Regions from separate parts of the Homo sapiens genome. Here region 1 is linked to region 2. Evidence: read pairs that join two places in POLR2A ChIA-PET (ENCODE). Cell type or tissue: PC-9. All regions are shown on one strand. Each heading gives the region's core, and the rest is flanking DNA. Links, peaks and the distances in the headings are about the cores only. Region 1 has its middle 230 kb from the start of RPS6KC1. Region 2 overlaps RPS6KC1 (ribosomal protein S6 kinase C1).

The links. Peaks named below come from ENCODE experiments on the same cell type or tissue, not always from the same donor. Only the 100,000 strongest peaks of a DNase experiment are listed, where the experiment ranks them.
Region 1: POLR2A ChIA-PET joins it to region 2 with 7 read pairs; 2 of 35 experiments call an interaction of 5 or more read pairs at or near these places.

What each region holds. Positions count from the first base shown.
Region 1 is chr1:213,279,900-213,290,275 of GRCh38, reverse strand. It overlaps a transcript of RPS6KC1 not described here. Among named protein-coding and RNA genes, the nearest start is that of RPS6KC1, 230 kb to the right of the region's middle. RefSeq lists an enhancer at 8,167-8,681. In PC-9, for the core only: a CTCF peak has its summit at 3,882 (motif pointing right); no DNase peak of the experiment used is centred there; H3K27ac peaks cover 552 bases.
Region 2 is chr1:213,174,325-213,184,700 of GRCh38, reverse strand. It overlaps RPS6KC1 (ribosomal protein S6 kinase C1), which reads right to left. Exons shown (of 15, transcript NM_012424.6): 8 at 8,209-8,301. Among named protein-coding and RNA genes, the nearest start is that of RPS6KC1, 130 kb to the right of the region's middle. RefSeq lists an enhancer at 7,784-8,461. In PC-9, for the core only: no CTCF peak of the experiment used is centred there; no DNase peak of the experiment used is centred there.

The DNA.
Region 1 (10,376 bases), core at 1,160-9,159, 110 kb before region 2:
AGGAAGATCTACTGCCTAACGTGGCTCACGTTGGCCTTTGCCTCTCATCCCTTTCACTGCTATTGCCTTTACAGGAAAATGCCCATTGAGGCATGACCGATTGATTCTTTTTTTTTTTTTTTTTTTTTTTTGAGACGGAGTCCCGCTGTTTAGCCCAGGCCGGATTGCAGTGGCGCAATCTCGGCTCACTGCAAGCTCCGCCTCCCAGGTCCACACCATTCTCCTGCCTCAGCCTTGGAGACTGAGTCTTGCTCTGTCTCCCAGGCTGGAGTGCAATGGTGCGATCTCGGCTCACTGCAACCTCTGCCTCCTGGGTTCAAGAGATTCTCCTGCCTCAGCCTCCCGAGTAGCTGGGATCACAGGCACGCGCCACCACGCCCAGCTAAATTTTGTATTTTTAGTAGAGATGGGGTTTCACCGTGTTGGCCAGGCTGGTCTCAAACTCTGACCTCAAGTGATCCACCCGCCTCGCCCTCCCAAAGTGCTGGGATTACAGGCATGAGCCACTGCACCTGGCCTGAGGCATGATTTAAATATGCAGTTTATTGTAATTCTTTTTGGAAAAGCACATTTTCCTCATAGAGTAGATAGAAGTAACATGCCTCCTTGGTCAAGTCTGCCAAAATGAAATGTCCCTTTTTCTGAAATTCTTCAGTTATGCTACACCCATTATCTTGCCTTATTAAAATGGAAACAACTTTCCCCTATGCGTGTCCCATTCTGCCATTTATCTGAATTGGGATAGATTGTGCCTTTCCACTCAATTTGGACAATGAAATGAGTTTCATTTTTATTTATGGGCTTCATAAATCCGTTTCACTTGCTGCTTTTCATGCCCCAGTTCCACGCTGTTGTGTTGGGATTTCCCACCATGCCAGGCAATTAAACCAAAAAGTCGTGGAAAAAAAATTTCTTTACAAAACTCTTTTAAATCCAAAATATACATAAATCATCTCCATTCCAGGTCCAATATATTTAAGGGATGGGATCTTTAAGTCTTTTTTTTTTTTTTTTTTTTTTTTGAGCATCCAACTCCCCAGATTAATTCTTTTGCTGTCATCATCCAGCCCTCATTTGAGCTCTAAAGGTTAGTTCAAAATTCCAGGACGGAAAGAACTCTTTAATTTTAGATACTATGTTTCCAGACCTGATGCCAGGCATGTGAGAAGATAATACAGTGGCCCTGTGGTTGTGGCTGGGGGCGCCTGAGGAACAGCAGGGGGCTCACAGACCAGCATCGCCGAAGTTCAGAGCAGGATGCGCTTCGGAAACCTGAAGCAGCAGCACTAAGAGTTCCATGTTCTGTGTCAGATTTAAAAAACAGACAAACAAACAAACAACAAGCCAATCCCAATCACACAGACCTACAGCATTAAAGGAAGGGTGGAGAGATGATGTCCTCTCTCTCGGTACTTTGCCATTCGCACAGGAAGTTTCTGTTGTTTCTCTAAATACAGAACTGAACAGCAGGCTTCTACCTGATAAGGCTACATCCAGCAGGATCCAATAGATCCAATCCAATCTGATAAAATGTAGGGATTGAGTTCAGGTATAGTTCAGTCCTGTTATACAACCACCCAAGGAAAGAAACTCACTGAAACTTTACTTACACAGAAATGCAATAATATGAATTTTGTGATAGTCCAGACACAAGCCAAATCGAAGTTTACTTTATGGCTTTCTCTGATTCAATCACACCATATATCTATAGGTATCAACTAGTGGAAGCAAGCAAGGAATGTTTAAATCTGGCCCTACTAGGTTATAAGTTAAAAGCAGGAAACTAATAAAAATGGGAAAGGAATGTTTGAATCTGTCCCTTCTAGACTGTAAGCTACTTAAGATCAGAAACCATTGTTGGTTCATCCTTTTGTCTAGTCTATGGAAAGTGCTCCATGTGAGTTAGATTTATGTACCTGAAATTCTTTGTATGCAAGGTGAGCTGGTTGCTTCAACTGTCATGCCACTAATCACTAGGGTCGACCCAGATGCTCAGGCTGACTGGGATGGTATTCCCTTCCTCCCCCAGTATGAAGTCTGGGAAGATAAGCTAGCAAGTAAGAATGTGTAAGTGTGTGCATTGCGCAATGTTGACACGGTTGACACAAGTGTTTTGGTCCACCTGGCAGGTTTCTCCCTGGAGTAGTGATGGGTGGAACAGAATAAGATGAGAATGTCACCAACCATTAGGATCATCCGCCTCACTCTGCAAACCACACAACCTCCTGGCTTCAAAGCTACCTGCCTAGTGCGGAGAGAATAGGTGCTAACAGGAGCACTCTGGTTCATTTAGCAGTTACTATTACTATGAAAGATTAATAAACAGATATTCTGATTTATATCACACCTTTTGAACTTTTGTTAATGTGGGTCTATTTCACTGAATCTAATTAATTATGGTCAATCAAGTTCTAGACTTAGCCAAGATGAGGTCTAGAGCCCCAGTGGTGCTAGCCACAGCAGGGGTATGCCATGGAACTTCCTGCCTCAGCAGCCAGCCAGCCCTCTTAAACATTTTTAATACTACATAACATCTCACGAAGTACTTAATTCTACCTCAGGGATACCGCATGCTAAAATGAGCAAGAGAAATATTAGCTAGAAGAGCGCTTTGTGTATCCCACCGGATTGTAAAATTGCATTGCCATAAAGTTCTTGAAAGAACAAAACGGTGCTTGCAAAAAACAATAACAAAAAAAAATCCTTTCCTTGATAACACTGAACAAAGATGAGCTTGAACCAGAGACCCAAGTCCATTTCATAAAGTTGTACATGTTGTACACCGCACAAGGACACCATCAAAGAGGCACTTGCTACATCCTAGGCATTGTAGATTTATATTTACTGGCCAATAGCAGTAAATGCCTTGAGGAAGAGTGGTCGTTTCCTAAGTTGCACAAAGATACCAATAAAGGCTAGCAGTAGCCCTGTAGAAATGACGTCTGGTAAATGGACACGATAGCCAGCATCCAGATGCTTTTATCTTTTCCACTTAAAAAAATACACACACACACACACACACACACACACACACACACACACATTGTATAGGCACCCCAGAAGTTCCTTCACGTGCCCCAACCAATCATAATCTTCCTTCCCCCAATGCACCAATGATCCTGTTATAGTTCTCATTTCTTTGCATTTTAAAAATCATTTTATCACCCAAATGTGCATCTCTAGATACTATTGTTTAGTCTTTCACTTCTTAAAAATACTTCTTAAAAATATATCTTTCAATTATTTCTTAATCTATTGGTTCCTCTTACCTACTTTTCATTTCTTTACAAATTACCTGTTAAAGAACCCAGACTATTTGTCCTATAGTTGCCCACAGTGTCTGTTGCCAACTGCATACTCATGGTGGCAGTCAACATGTTTCTGTGCCTTCTGTATTTCCTGCAAGCTAGCAGCTTGATCCACATCAGTTTCAAACCCAGATTGTATCCCTTTAGCAAGGTGGTGTCTGGCAATACTACAGGAGGCTCCTGTCTGATTGTCTTTTTGTGATCTTACCAACCACTGATGCTTAATGCCTGTATCCATCCATTGAAGACTGCAAAATGGGAATATTCTATCACTTCTTTTTCATTCTGTAGCTGGAATAGTTTTATAAAGACACTCTACCTCTCATTATTTGGATACTCAGTGGTATAGTTCACATAAAAATCAGGATAAATGCTTGAATCCCTTCATTTCCCAGATTTCAAGATAGCGAATTGGTTCCCTGTAATTCTCCAAAGGTGATCAATTCTTTTTAATGTCAAGTTGTGCATTTAAATATATAGGATGTATCAATTATTATTTTTGAAGGTCAAATTGTCCCACCTGTGGCCAGTAGGAGGCTCTGAGTCCTTTTGCCATGACCCCAAAAATCTTTGATAGTTTCTGTGTTATCTTATAAAATGTTTCAGCTGCATTTTGTAAACTTCCTGCACCACAGTTATTGCTCCAAGAAGCCCTAATTTCTTTTAGAATAAAGCAGTTTTTCAAAACCACAATCTGGGTTCTAGATACACTCTCTGCTAAGTTGGACACTGTTTCTAAGGGCTTTCAGTAGGATAAACTAGGAAATATTATTGATTCAAAGATAAAAACATCTCATACATTTATATTGAGAATTTCTATTCAAATTCTATCCTCAGTTTTTACATAACCACTTCTCGACAACATCAGACTCTTTCATTCTGGTTCTTAAAAGCAGAAGACATGGCAGAATTATGACATTCCAATATTATCTGTTTTGTCCCACGTCAGACGGTTCTGCCTTAGGCTGGGTAATTTATAAACAACTTAATTCTTTTGCTTACAGTTCTGGAGGATGGGAAGCCCAGAACCAAGGTGCCAGCAGATTCAGTGTCTGGTGAAGGCTTGCCCTCTGCTTCAAAGACGGTGCTCTCTTGCTGCATCCTCACATGGTGGAAGGGGCTAGGCAGCTTTCTTTAATCTCCTTTATTAGAGCACTAGTCCCATTTACCACTTAATTATTACTTCCCCCAAAGCCCCACAGCTTAATACTACTGCTTTGGGTATTAGGTTTGAACACAGGAATTTTGTGAGGACACCAAGATTCAGATCATAGCACCACATGACACAGTAAATCTCAAAATAACAATACCACCACCACCAAGATTACCAAAAACATTGCAAATCGTTTGCATATACTCTTGCTACTTTCTCCATTAAGAAAAGCAGTTCTATTACATGGTCAGAGCATATAGCCATTACACACTGTGCTGTCTCCTTCTTAGTCCTCCTTTAGTCATATTTCTACAGGTAACTTTAATTCTTTAGTTTGTATGCTAAGGTCTTTCTCATTTCAGTTGTCTACAATACATTCTCTACTAGGTTTCTTACGAAGAACTCGTGGGAACTGCAATAGACTGAATCTTTGTGTTCTCCCAAAATTCATGCTTAAATCCTACCCCCCAGTATGACAGCATTAGGAGATGGGGCCTTCAGGAGGTAATTAGGATAGATGAGGTCATAAGGGTAGAGCCCCCATGAATGGGATTAGTGTCCTTTTAAGGGTCACAGAGAGCTTGCTTCCTCTCTCTGCTCTCCCCTGTGTGAGGACACAGCAAGCCGGCGTCTACAACCCAGAAGGCAGCCCTCACCAGAACCCAACCATGTTGGTACCCTTATCTGACTTGCAGACTCCGCAACTGTGAGAAATAAATTTTTGTTGTTTATAAGTCATCCAGTCTATGGCGCTTTGTTATAGTAGTCCAAACTAAGACAGGGAAAAATACTTTCTGAGTTTCTCCATGTTGATAACCACATGTGCCCTTTATACTTAAAAGTCAGTTTTGCTGGATATAAAATCCTTGGCTCTCTTTCTTTCACTGAGTATTTTAAATGTTCTTTTACTTTTGCCCTTCTATAAAATGCTGTTGAGAAGTGTAACTAGAAATGTTTTCCCTTGTAAATCATGTGCTTTTTCTTCTAGAAGCTCAAAGTACTTTTTCCTTTTTTTGGTATTAGTCATACTGTAAACACTCTCAGTTATGCAGTGTGCTTTTTTCATATGGTGCTTTTTTTTAAATTTCAGAAGTTTTCTTGAATTAGTTTTTATTAGTTCAGTTCCCTTGCATTGGTTTTCTTTGTGATCTACTAAACAAGTTCCATCTTCTTGCCTACTTCAATATCTGGCACTTTCTTTTCAATCCTTTTTACTTAAAAAATTTTTTAAATTCCTTTTCAACTTATATTTCTGTTGTGTTGATTCATACTTCTGTTGTATTTATTCACTTTTTTTTTTTTTCTGAGACCAAGTCTTGCTCTGTCACCCAGGCTAGAGTGCAGTGGCAAGATCTTAGTTCACCACATCTACCTCATTGGTTCAAGCTATTCTTGTGCCTCAGCCTCCTGAGTAGCTGAGATTACAGGTGTGCACCACCATGCTCGGTTTTTTTGTACTTTAGTAGAGACACGGTTTCGCCATGTTGGCCAGGCTGGTCTCAAACTCCCGGCCAAAGCAATCCACTGGCCTCAGGCTCCCAAAGTGTTGGTATTACAGGCATGGGCCAGTGTGTCCAGCCTATTCACTCTTTTGCCCTCTAATTTAGTCTTCATTTCTGAAATAATATTTCTTTAATTTCTAATTTTTTCCTGAGTTGTCAACTCATTTCTGAGCTTTCTAATTTTTCTTGGTTCATGTCTTCTATACTTTTTAAAATATCTTTCAGCTCATTTTGTAATTATTAGTTTTACTCTGTTTTGTGAACACATCTTTCTGGAATGCTACCTTTATTTGTAAAGGTATTATTCTGTTCCTATTTCTCTTTTTTGTTATCTTTGAGTGGCACTTAATGTTGATTCTTTTCTGTTGTGCATTTTTACATGAAATTAGTTTTCCTCAACTATGAGAATAAAGTGAGTTAAGTAAAAAAAAAACATTTCTAACTTCACCAAGCTCCCTCTTCTGTTGTTTTGGTGGTTTTTTAAAGCATGACATCTTGCTTTCTGAAATTTCCCAACTGTTCTTCCCTTCCTTTGCTCTGGACCCTTCTCTTGTCCCTAGACTATTCCCTTTTAATTCCACTCCCAGCAATCTCTCCTAAGCATAGGGCCCAGCACTAGAAGGCAGTGCTGGCAGGTCAATTTTGAGAGTTCAAAGGTCAGCCCTCTAATCCCCCCTATCTCGAGCTCTTAGCACTTACCAGGTGTTAGAGTGGGCAAAACACCTTCCACCTTCAGTTGCTGCTCTCAAATTGGGCCACTGAGCTTCCCAGTGAACACCAGTTGGCTATTTGGGGTTCTCCTGTTCTCAGGTCAAGTTAGAAGTTACACTATTGCTTCCTTCTCTCTCTCACATACCATGCAAGTCTTGCAGGTATTTCGTCCCCAACTGCTTGTACTTTGGGATTAATGTTTTGTCACCTAGTTTTGTTGCAAATGTTGTCTACGAATTTATTTTGCTATCCAGTTGCTCTGCATGCTTTTGTGGGGGATTATGTGGGCAGTATGCTACCGCCATCTTTGCTATCTTCCCAGCAACAGCAGGAGCAGCAGCACATCTTTTAATTTGAGCTAATTTTTGCTTCTTCTTGGTTCCTTCCCTCAGTCTGTCACAGGCCTCAGTTTCGCAGAGTCCCTGTATTATAGCATGTATGTGTTTGGGAAGGGAGATGTACGGAGCGAGTAGAGGTTGTTAGTTGTGAGCAGAGCTGCCGAAAGTTAGACACAGTTCCTGCCCTTAGGAATGTATAACCAAGAATTCAATGTACATCCACTTAGTGAAGCAGAACTACAACCATCTAGTTTCCAATCACAGATCTTATTAGCTGGCCATGCCAACTGGAATAAGTCAACTTCCTAGGACCTTAGTTTCTCCATTTGTAAAACACAGAGCATATCATTTGCCCTAATTGTACAGGTTGTATAGAAATCAAATAATGAAAGCATATGTAATCTGGTCACCAATAACCTGCATCCTCGAAGGCAGAAACCCTGTGTTCTTCATCTCTGTCTCTACCCCTCCATGCCTTGGACAGTGTTTGACACATTTCAGAGCACTCAGTGTTTGCACCTTGAAAAAAGTATTTAAAGCCTTATTATGTGCTAATTAATTTTAAAAGCTCCAGAGCCTCATCAATGATGACAAGAGTTAATATGGCCATGCTTGAGGGCTAGAGAGGCTAGCCTCGGAAAGACCCTTCGCATAGAAGAAATGGCCTTCACTCCAAAAGTCAACCATCAGAAGAAACGGAAGAGCTGAGTTTTTAAAATGCATTTTTTATTATTCAGCCTTCAGCAGAAATGTCACCTTTCTAAAGCAAGCTGTTATCATGCACTCCCTGTGCCAAGCAGGCGCCTCTGAGGAGCAGGATTTTATCTCAACATTTTTAGTGATTTGTGTTTCTCTTTCAAGGAGTTCCATGCCTTAAGGCACCTGAAACACTAACAGCACAAGAAGGTAAGGTTACACAAGGAGCCGTCTCAACAACATGAAACAGAAACTTTTGCAAAACAGGTCCAGGATCAGCATCAAAGCTATAGTCCGCAGTCACCCTGCCCAATAATTCATGTCCTCTCCGCACAGCTCATTGTTTTCTGGTGGGCTCCTTGGTTGAAACCATATTCTCAAAGAAACTCCGTTTTGTGACAGGGCCCCCATCAGTAGGCTCAGCCACATGACAGGCCGAGGAGCAGCCAGCACAACTGCCGGCAATGCTTGCCAATAAGCCAGATGCTGCCACATATTGGCATCTGGGTCCTGGAATAGCAACCATGTTCTCAGTCTGGCTAGGGATTCTGACCCTAGCTACGGAAGGAGACAAAGGAAGGAAAGAAAGAGACGGAGCAAGGGGAGGGAGGGCAGACTGTGGAAGAGTCTCTTGGTAATTTCCCTACCATGGATTTAGAGCTTCCACAACAAAAGACTCGTTGGAAAGCTGCTACCAATGCTGCAATGGGCGGGAGAGGTAGAGACGGGAGCATTCTAAACCCAGCGAGTTGTTTTGGCACCTGGGGAGTGGGGGTGGTTGATTCAAAAGGAGACAGCTGCAGCAGGCAGCAACTGCTCTCCCCTCCTTTCCCTCAAACCATGATAGCCCACAGTGGAGATAAGCTACGGGATATAGCTTAAATCTGCAGCAGAGGGACAGAGAGTGGCAACATCAGGATGGCTGTCGCTCCCTGCTCTCTGGGTGCCAAGATTTACCAATGCCAGCAAGGCCAACTAAATGGCAAGGGCGAGATGCAGATCACAGTCTATAATCAGGAAAGGTATGATCAGGGGTGTTCTGCTCACAGGAATGGGGTGCAGGCAAAAGGCAGCCCTGTGCCTTGCTGTGACTTCTGCTGGTAAGGAAGTACCTGCCTGATAGAGGCTTCAGGCCCTGCCCTAATCACATTAGGTGGAGGCATGGCCCAGAAAGGGTGGGCTGAACCCCAGTTTAGGGTTTGAAGGAAGAGATGACAATAAAAAGCATGTTCTCAAAATAGCAAATTCTATCCAGTGTCCCCTTTCCCCCATATCATGTTTATGAAGAGTTACTCGGAGCCTTACACTTGAAAGACAGGTATATGCGCAAGTGAGAATAAGAGACAGACTATGTGGTGAAAAGCACCTGGGCCTCTGCAGTCTGAAGATGGGGGAAATAGCCCCTTAAGGTCATTTACCAGCTGGAGGGTTGCTTCTCCTAGGATCAAACTGGCCTCTCTCTGTTCACCAGATACTACATTTCCTAACCAGAAACACTTGAGTGTGCCTCTGGTCATAATCAGTGTGTGTGTGGGTGGGGAGGGGAGGGGAAGGATATTTAGTGGGAATCCCTGCCCACCACTGGAAGAAAGCAGTGCAAAGCCTGTTCTATCAAATGGTGATTTTGGCAATAGTGTCACTTTAAAAAAAGAACAGCACATTATTATTAAGGCTGAGTTCAGGCACAGCATAGAGACAGATGAAGGAACTGCTGACTCTGAAATCCCACCTGTTAAAGACACAAGATTATCTAAACATTTTAAAGGTGCCCATTGAGAGGTCAAAATATACTTTATTAAAAATCTCATCTAATAATCTTGGCCCTTTATAAACAAAAGATCCATAATTTAAAGTGAAAGATAATCACCCACATTCCCCTCACCCCACACATACACACTTAACCTTCAGCAAACATCTAATTTCACTTTACTACTATGAAGTCCATTTTTAAAAGGTAAAACCAAGCCTACCCAGAAACCATCCCCCACTGAGTTCCCCAGTTTTAAAGAAAACACAGAGCAGCTCTGCTACAAGGTCAGAATCCAATGAGAACATTCTGGTATCTTTCCCAAACTTGGTTTTGATTCTTTGCATTCAGATTTTGAACAACACAGGGACTAAATACTGAATTTCCACTGTGGTTTTGCTTAAGCAGCAGCAGAAAACCCAACACTATACAAGTCATCAAAGGAATTATAACTATAATTTGATGTTTATGCCATCTATTTCTGAAATGGGTAACAGAAGCTGTCTACAAAGGGTGAGTTATTTGATTACAAGTAACTCTGACAGACTGCCTGAATCTCTTTGGGGGAACTGAACCACTGCCCATCAAGTGCTCTTCATTTTGCCCCGATTTTCTCTTTATCCAACTGCCTGATCCCCTTGTCTTTTCCCTTCCTCCTTGTCTTCATTATCTATCTTCTCCTATCACCCTTTCCCACCGACACAAGGACTCCTGGGCAAGCTTCCTAGGAAATATGATAAACACTGAAAATGTCTTCAAACTCAAAACATATACCACAGGGTAGGATGCCCATGATCAGGCAAGGCAGAGGCGATAACCTGAATTCAAACAAAGCCAGTAGCTCCCAAACTTGAGCAAGCATCAGAATCATCTGAAAGGGCTTGTTAAAACACAGACCGCTGTGGCAGCCCTCAGAGTTCC
Region 2 (10,376 bases), core at 1,378-9,377:
AAAATGGAAATACAACATACCAAAATCTGTGGGCTATGGCAAAATCAGCACTAAGAGAAAAGTTTATAGCAATAAATGCCCAATTTTTTTAAAAAAGAAAAATTTCAAATAATTTAATGATGTACTTCAAGGATCTAGAAAGTAAGAACAAACCAAACCTCAAATTTGTAGAAGAAAATAAAGATCAGAGGGGAAATAAATCAAATTGAGGCAAAAAAAAAATACAAGATCAATGAAATGAAAAGTTGGTTTTCTTGAAAAGATAAATATGAATTTAATGAAATTAATGAATTTAAATGAATTTAAATAATAAATTCATGGTATAGAATTAATTTTAGATTTTGTTGCTATTTTCTAATATTTTGTTGAAGGTTTCTATACCTACACTTATGAGAATATTGGTCTATAGTTTTCTTTCTTCTAATGTCTTGATATCAGAGTAATACTGGTCTCATAAAATGAACTGGAAACTGTTTCTCTTTCTTCCATTTTCAGGAAGAAAATGTGTAAAACTGGTGTTGACTCTAAAAGTATGGTAGAATTCTCTGGTGAAACTATTTGAGCCTCAAGATTTCATCTTAGTAGTATTTTAATTATAAATTCAGTTCCCTTAATAGTTAAAGAGCCATTCAAATTATCTATTTATTTTGGGTGGTAATTCGTACTTTTCTATGAATTGGTCCATTCCATCTAAATTATCAAATTTACATGTGTAGGGCTGTTTGTAGTATTCCCTTGTTATCCTTTTGATGTAGGCAAGATCCATACCTGTTTCATTCCTGACAGTAATAATTGGTGTATTCTCTTTTTTGTCTCTCTTGTTAGAGGTTTATCAATTTTATTGATCTTTGAAAAGAACCAGCTTTACGCAAAAATTTTTGTCTACGGTTTTTTATTTTCAATTTCATTGCTTCCTGCTCTTTACATTCCTCCTGCTTGCTTTAGGTTTATTTTGTTCTTTTTCTAGTTCTTTTGAGTTAGGAACCTAGATTTGACTGTTCCTGTTTTCTGATATAATCATTTAGTGTTATAAGTTTCTCTCTGAACACTGGCTTAGCTGTGTCCCATAAATTCTGGTATGTTCTGCTTTTGTTTTCATTCAACTATATGCATTTTTTTTTAATACCCTTTGAGATTCTTCTTCAACCCATGAATTACTTAGTAGTATAACTGTTTGTTTCTAGGTATTTGGCGAGTTTCCTGTTATCTTTCTGTTACTGATTAATAATTTGATTCAGACATGGTCAGAGAACACACTCAGTATGATTTCAATACTTCCAAATTTGTTGAGGTTTTTCGGCCCTAGAAATGGTCTGTTCCATGGGCACTGCAAAAGAATGTGTAGTCTGCTGTTCTTAGGTAGAGTGTTCTATAAAAGTCAGTTACATTTTGTTGGTTGATGGTATTATGGAGTTCTTCTGTATTGTTGCTGATTTTCTGTCTAACCGTTTTATCAGTTTTTGAGACAGTTGAAGTCTCCACCTGTAACTGCCTATTTCTCCTTTCACTTTCTATCAGCTTTTGCTTCATATATTTTACAGTTCTGATGTCTGGTATATACATTTGTAGGATTGCTATTTCTTCTTGGTAGATTGTCCTTTTATCATTATCTAATGTCCTCTCTGTCTCTCATAATTTTCTTTGGTATGAAGCATATTTTATCTTGTATTAATATAGCCACTCCTGTTTTCTTTAATGTTTGCATGACATGTCATTTCCATCCTTTTACTTTTTACATATATATATATCATGATATATAAGAAACTTCAAACATGATATATATCATGATATATATATGATATATACGTCATATATATGCATCATATATGATATATATACATATATATCATGATATATAAATCATGATATATAAGAAACTCACTTCAAACATGTGATATATAAAATATATATATCATATATATCGATATATATGTATCATGATATATGTATATATATCATATATATATCTCATTATATTATGTTTGAAGTGAGTTTCTTATAAACACCATAAAGTTGGGTCATATCTTTAAACCAATATCAATCTCTGTTTTTTTAACTGGTATATTTATAATGTGTTAGGGCTTAAGTTTGCATGTTATATTTTGCGTTCTGTTTGTTCTCTCTGTTTCCATTTTCCTGAATTTTTGTGGGTTATTTGAACATTTTTTAGAATTCCATTTTGGTTTATCTACAGTATTTTTTGTTTGTTTGAGATGGAGTCTCACTCTGTTGCTCAGGCTGGAGTGCGGTGGCATGATCTCATTTCACTATAACCTTTGCCTCCCAGATTTAAGCGATTCTCATGCCTCAGCCTCCTGAGTAGCTGGGACTACAGTCGTGCACCACCATGCTGGTTAATTTTTGTATTTTTAGTAGAGACAGGTTTTCACCATGTTGGCCAGGCTGGTCTCAAATTCCTGACCTCAGGTGATCCACCCACCTCAGTTTCCCAAAGTGCTGGAATTACAGATGTGAGCCACTGCACCCAACCTATATAGCATTTTTTAGTGTATACTTTAAAAAGCTTTTTAGTGGTTGCTCTAGTTATATTATATATACATAACTCATGCAAACTACTGGTGTCATCATTTTACCATTTCAAGCTAAGCATAAAAACTTTACCTTCCTTTATGTCCCTTTACTCTCCCTCATTTATAATTGCCTTAAATATTTTCTCTGCATAAACTTAGAACTACATCAGAGAGTGTTAGAATTTTTGCTTCAACCATAAAAGATAATTTCCAAAACTAAAGAGAAAGAAAGTCCATTGTATTTACTTGTATTTTACCCTCTCCAATGTTCTTTCTTTCTTCCTAACGTGACAAGATTCTTGCATGTATTGTTTCCACTTTGTTTAGAGAATGCACTTTATTCTTTTAGGGTAGGCTGGTCAGCAACAAATTCTCTTTGCATTTCTTCATCTGAGAATACCTTTATTTTCCCTTAACTCTTGAAAGGTATTTTCACAGGATATAGAATTCTGGTTGATAGTTCTTTCCTTTTAGCACTTAAAAAATGTTGTGCTATGTCCTTTTGATTTAATCCAGTTCAATCCAGTGTTCCCTTAATGAGCAAATACCTGAATATTGATGCTTCTGTGTTCCAAATACATGTTTTTCCACATATTATCAGAGAAGATATTACTTAGGTACCTTAAAAAATAAGTACCAGTTTTTCAACAGCTACTCAATTTGAGCAATTTCCACACATTTTCTCAATTATATTTTAGCTACAGAATAGAAATGCCTACATTTTTCCAATGGCAAGTCAACTTAAGAATTCTGCCTGGCAGGCATCAGATAAAGTTGGGAAGCTATCTTGATTACAAAATGTGAAGGCATCTGACCTAGTAAATAGTCATAGACTTACAAAGTGTGTGGCATCTCTTATAACGATGACTTGCAAAGCATATTTAAGTTGTTTTTCAGTGACAATAAATTTGGGCGATCCAGATATACGATCTTCACCGATCTTCCTTGTGAATACCATACACACATGTACACACAGAATGACTCAGGCTACTCACAAACCAGAAGAGTTAACTGGCCATGAGGGAATCAAATCTTAGTATACTCTGGGTTTCAAGTCATCAATGTTCCCCTTACCCTTTTCTTGTTTTAACTCACAGGAGGCTGCAGTACAAAGAGTCTCATGTACCCTTCACCCAGCTTCCCCCAGTGGTGACACCTTATATAGTTCTAATTCAATATCAAAACCAGGAAAGTAACATTGGTACGTTACTGTATACTAAACTATGGGCTCCTTTATACTTTTTATAGAGAAGTTATACAACAGTGATCTTTCTCAGAAACTCTCTTAGCACTTGGGCATTCTACTACCAAACTACCAATCTAGACTCTTCTAACCCAATTACAAATTACCATATATAAACAATCTTTATACACATACAAATATAAGCACATCCCGTATATTCGTACCACACAAATACAACAAAAAGAATTGCACCCATGTCTATAAAAACTTATATTAAAATAATAGTAATGCATCCTCCTCATCCCATCAGAGTTTTTTTTCCGCTAATTTCTTCTCTCCCCTGCTATTGCTACACAAAGACTATGTAAATAAACCTGCAGGATCAAAGAAATAATTAAAAGTTATCTAATGTAAAATTCCATCCAGTTCATTCTATAGCATCCCAATGATCAATCTTTCAGCCTTCACTTGAATGTCTCAAATGACAAGAAACTCTTAAGATCTAAAGGAATCTAGCACACCTTTGGTCAATATGCTAATTCTCAAAAGGTATTTCTTATCATGAGCAATAATTTGTTTCTCTTGAATTTGTACTAATTTGGTTCTAGTTATATCCTATGAGGATATTAGCATGCAAGTCTCTTCCCTAACTACCTTTTTCACAGAGAAACCAGACTTCCTGGTTTAACTGAGATGATTTTAGTTTGCACTTGTTGTTCTGACACAATTAATAGCCCTTTTCACCCTCAAGATTAGAGAAAACATTATACAGTTCCCCTATTCAAGACAGCCCTCAACTATTTGAAGACTACACATTTTTTTTTAATCAGGTTAAACATTTCCTTGTTTTCTGGCTATTCTTCATATACAATTTTTGCATATCTATGTTAATGAGGGATTTTATAATCCCAATTGAAGAACAGAAAGTCATTTACTTCTCTTTGAATACTAAATCAACATACAGCTATGGAATTACTATCCCTCTGGGTAAACACTTTCTGAGTTGTCACCTCATACAATCGTACCAGGTAGCAGTCTCATATTGTACCAGTAGATGTCATTCTATATATATTTAAAATTAATTAAGTTTCAATTCATTTATTCAACAAATATTTATTGAGCACCCATTATGTGCCAAGCGATTCTAGGTACTGAGAACATAGTGGTGACCAAGAAAGACACAATTTTGTTTTCACAGAGCTTACAGTCTAGATATTAATAAAAAATCTGCTTTATTTTTTTCTACATAAAAGTTTGTGAAATCCTAATCCTAATGCAGTTCAATTCAGAACTGTATTTTTCCTAGGTTAATAGATAGCACTCAAAATAACTCATAAAAACCAAATACTGTAATGAAACAGAATCAAAGAAACTGTGTTCTGTAGGACTAGATCAATATATCCTGGCTATTTTCTAACCTTTTGAATTTATTCAACATTTATTTTCCATACTTCAAGTTTCTAAAACCCAAATTTTAGGTAGTCCTCAGTACAACAGAAAGTAACTTATCTTTAAAAAACAGTTCAACTTTCAAAAAATGTACCTGCTTTTTTTTTTTTTCCTCTTTTTTTTGAGACAGGGTCTGGCTCTGTTGCCCAGGCTGGAATGCAGTGGTGCAATCTTGGCTCGCTGCAACCTCCACCTCCCGGGTTCACACAATTCTCCTGCCTCAGCCTCCCGAGTAGCTGGGATTACAGGCGCCCACCGCAATGCCCAGCTAATTTCTGTATTTCTAGTAGAGATGGGGTTTCCCCATATTGGCTAGGCTAGTCTTGAACTCCTGACCTCAGGTGATCTGCCCGCCTCGGCCTCCCAAAGTGCTGGGATTACAGGCATGAGCCACAGCTCCCGGCCTATACCTACTTATGTTTTCACAGGAATATGTTATAAATTTTAAAGACTTATTAATTCCCAAAGCTTCTTAATTCCCCAAATACATATTCCCTTATCTCTACTAAGAAAAGTTAGGCCAGGCACCATGGCTCACACCTGTAATCCCAGCACTTTCAGAGGCCGAGGCGAGTGGATCATCTGAGGTCAGGAGTTCGAAACCAGCCTGGCCAACATGGTGCAACCCTGTCTCTACTAAAAATACAAAAAACTATTAGCCAGGCATGGTGGTGTGTGCCTATAAATCCCAGCTACTCAGGAGGCTGAGACAGAAGAATTGTTTGAACCCACGAGGCGGAGGCTGCAGTGAGCCAAGATTGTGCCATTGCACTCCAGCCTGGGCAACAGAATGAGATTCTGTCAATTAAAAAAAAAAAAGTTAAATGTCACCTTCTAAACACCAAACATTTTTCCCAGCTAAACAGAGTAAGTAAAGACAGTACCAAATTATCCCTCAGCAGAACTTAGGAATTCTTCTACTGTCAAAAGTCCTTCTATTTTCTTTCTTTCTTTCCTGTTTTGTTGTGTTTTTTTTTGTTTGTTTGTTTGTTTTTTTGAGACAGAGTCTCAGTCTGTCGCCCAGGCTGCAGTACAGTGGCACAATCTCGGCTCATTGTAACCTCTGCCTCCCAGGTTCAAGTGATTCTCCTGCCTCAGCCTCCAGAGGAGCTGAGATTACAGGTGTGTGCCACCATGCCCAGGTAATTTTTTGTATTTTTGGTAGAGACGGGGTTTCACCATGTTGCCCAGGCTGGTCTCGAACTCCTGGTCTCAAGTGATCCACTGGCCTCGGCCTCCCAGAGTGCTGAGATTACAGGCATGAGCCACCACACCCAGCATTTTTCCTTTTTTTTTAAAGACTTGATATTTATTTATTTATTTATTTATTTATTTATTTATTTATTTATTTTGAGACAGAGTCTCACTCTGTCACCCAGGCTGGAGTGCAGAGGCATGACCACGGCTCACGGCAGCCTCAAACTCCCCAGGCTCAGGGGATCCTTTCCCCTCAGCCTCCCGAGCAGCTGGGACTACATGCCCAGCTTTTTCTTTTTTTGTAGACGCAGGGTCTCACCATGTTGCCCAGATAGTCTCAAACTCCTAGGCTCAAGTGATCTGCCCACCTCGGCCTCCCAAAGTGCTGGGATTACAGGTGCAAACTACAGCACCCAGCCAAAAGCCCTTATTTAAACAAACCTGTGAGACTACTAGCTATTACTAGGACTTCAAGGTAACTTACTCACACTTATAGCATAGCAATGAAAGGCCATACTTTGTCAAAGAAATAGATCTAAGAGAGGGGGCAGACACTGTACCTCAAGAAGGTATACTTGCCTGCAAAGAAATCTGAGAACCTAGAAACTACTCAATTACTATATTGTCTTCATCTACTCTCAAACTGAATGTTTTCCAAACTGGAAAAGCCACAGAAAACACGGTTATGAAAATATTTCAGGCTCTTAAAAAAAGAAAAATCCTACTACTTAGAATTTTTTAAGTTCAAAATTCAGTAATATGAATTTGAGAAAAATGATCCTTGCCAGAACTTAAGACACCGACAGCTTTATGTAATATCCAACTTAATGTTCCCTTTGGAATGCTTCAAACTTTTACTGTCTAAATTGCTAGAGAATACTACATATTGCTCAATTTTAGGATGGAATCACACGCATACTTCACAAATAATGTATAGTAAGTTAAAAATGAACATTAAGGTGCTTCATAAAAAATGGTTAATGGTGAAAAAATATCTAAATTAACCTATCCCTTAATATTAAATAAAGCATTTTATTTACTTTGAATGGTAAAGCGGTGGTTGAGCAAATATACTTAAAACATGGTTTGTTGTCTGTGGCTTTTAAATTACACTTGTAAACCATCTGATAGGAACAGTACTGTTAATATTTGGCGTGAGATGTCACCAAATTTGCACATACACAATGGCAGATAACTCTGTGAGGCCAGTATTTTTACCCCTAAAATTAAAATGCATGTGGGTGTGAAGTGAGGGGTTAGTGTACTAGAAAAAGTACAGCTTTTGAGTCAAAAAAAGTAATGTTCAAATCCCAGCACCATCCTAAATTAGCTATGTGACTTTGGGCCAAGTTATTTAATCTGCTCTAAACATCACTTTTCCACCAAGATGCAAATACAATTGTAAGAAAGATTGTATCATATAAAATGCCTAACATAGGGTCCGACATATAGTAGGTGCTCAGTAAATGGTAATTACAAGGGGATTCCACTTTTTTGACCATTACAATGACCGTATTAATTAATGTTGAACAACTACTGGCTCACAATTGTTATTAACACAATACATCTTTACTCTGCTATAACACTTCTATAAAACCAAACCCCTTACTCAACTGAATGCCAACAAATATGCGCCTTCTCCTTTAGCTCAAATATATTTTGCATGACCTTACATGAATTGCTCAGATAAAAGCTTTTTCTCTTTTGCTTTTGTTATTGTAAAGTGCACATGCATTTGAGTCATTTTCTCCTTTTGTTTCATATCCTTAAGATCCAAAGCTTCAAAGACAGAATGTCAGCATGCAGTCGATTTATGACTGAACTCTTGAAGAGACACTGAAGAATTACCTTGTCAATCACCCCAAGGACTCTGAAGGCCTTCAGCTCCTCGGCAGGGCTCCTTAGGTTCCAAAGGGGCCTTGAACTTAGTGATCCTGGAGGCTAATGGAAGATATCAAAGATTATACATCAATCAGGGAGGTACTTGAAGGAAGGCTGCCTGCTGAAGCAAATGCCAGGCCAAAGGAAAGTAAATTCATCATAAATCAGAGAATGGAAAGATGAAAGGAAGAAGTTTCTGTTTGTCTGTAATATAAAATTTTTAAAAATAAAAACTAAAGAAAATCAAAAAGAAAAAGCAAGAAAAAAGTTGCAAGTAAATAAATCATAACATTGAAAAAATTTTAAAAAGAAAAATTAATGAGCTGGCAGTTTCTAGAGCAATAATTCAATTCAGACCATACAGCTATCATAAAACTTTGTAACAAATGGATAACTGGGCCAACAATCAATCCCAGTCTTATATTTAACCCAGACACCTCAAGAGTAATTTGGAAGTGGGGGAACTAAAAAACAATATAATAATAAGCACACATGGGGAGGGAGGGGCACAAGCCATTCTCTCTCATCATAAAGCTACAGTTCTATAATTGTTACTTTATGTATTATGTGTTTTCAGAGGGACTGGTCCATTCAAATTCAACCAGAAAAATTACCAATAATTGTGAAAAATTAAGAAGCTTCATCATATAACCAATAATTACTAAAACTGAGCCTGTTTAAGAGATGATTTGTAAGAGAAAGAAATTTTTCTTCAAATATTTGAATATCTGTGATGTGGAAAACAGTCTGTTAGCTACAAAAAAGATTTAAAAAATCAGTGAACATAGGAAGGAAGATTTAAATTCTGCACACAATTTTAAAATAATCCCAACTTCCATTTATTAGTTTTAGTTTTTCCCTATCAGTAATATAAGCCATTAAATTAGATAAATTCTAAGGGCACCTCCATACGACATTTACAACTATAAAGTACTGCTACATTGATCCTGTATTAAAATGGTGATGCTGCAAAGGACAACAGGAGACACAAAGCCTTATTACTTACTTAGAGCAGACCTTATTGCTATCAAAAATCTATTAGAATACAGCGGAAACATTCTGACCCTATGAATGGAAGATAAAATATCCTGATCAAACACCATGGTAAGGGAATTATTGAGATACCATTTTTGATACTTGAAGTTCCTGTACAGACCAACATCACCAGACAGGCAGCTCCTTGAGAATAGAAATGTGCCTTAGTCATGTCTATATTCACAGTGCCTAGCATATTGCTAGTATTTAGTTAGTTGGAAAATGTGAGGGAGAGCAGAAATGAGGAGAGGAGAGAGAAAGGAGGGAATCTAGGGAGGGAGGTTACTTGGAAAATTAGGTGTCATTTACAACTGGGAAAACTACCATTTGTGAATTTTTCTAAAAGCAGCAATTCTAATTCTTTTCAATTTTTTTGTTTTGTTTTCAGATTTAGCAAGCAAATAATAATTTAACTGTACCTGAAATGATGTTTAAGTTTTAAAAGAGACTTTTTATTTCTAAAGATGCTTGAGAAAGTTGGTGATAGTGACAATTAGACTAGATAATAACCTTTAAATTGATTTAATTTATGCTTCTTAGATACATTTCAAAAATATTTATTTAATGTCTCAATTCATGAGGTGCTGAGCTAGGTACCATAAAAAAAACGGATATATTTCTGCCTCCCTATAAGCTTAAAAACTAAGGGGAACCTTTTTAGGGATATAAAAACATTTAGCAAGATATTTTAGTGTTATAATATGTAAACAGACATGTAATAGCAATAACCTCTTTTTTTTTTTTTTTTTTTTTTGAGATGGAGTTTCGCTCTTGTCGCCCAGGCTGGAGTGCAGCGGCTCAATCTTGGCTCACTGCAACCTCTGCCTCCCGGGTTCAAGCAATTCTCCTGCCTCAGCCTCCTGAGTAGCTGGGATTATAGGCGCCTACCACCATGCCCAGCTAATTTCTGTATTCTTAGTAGAGACGGAGTTTCATCATGTTGGCGAGGCTGGTTTCGAACTCCTGACCTCAGGTGATCCACCCACCTCGTCCTCCGAAAGTGCTGGGACTGAAGGCATAAGCCAGCACACCCGGCCAGTAGAAACAGTCTTTTCTATCTTCATTTATATTGTTTCATCTCTATTCTTCACCCCATACCA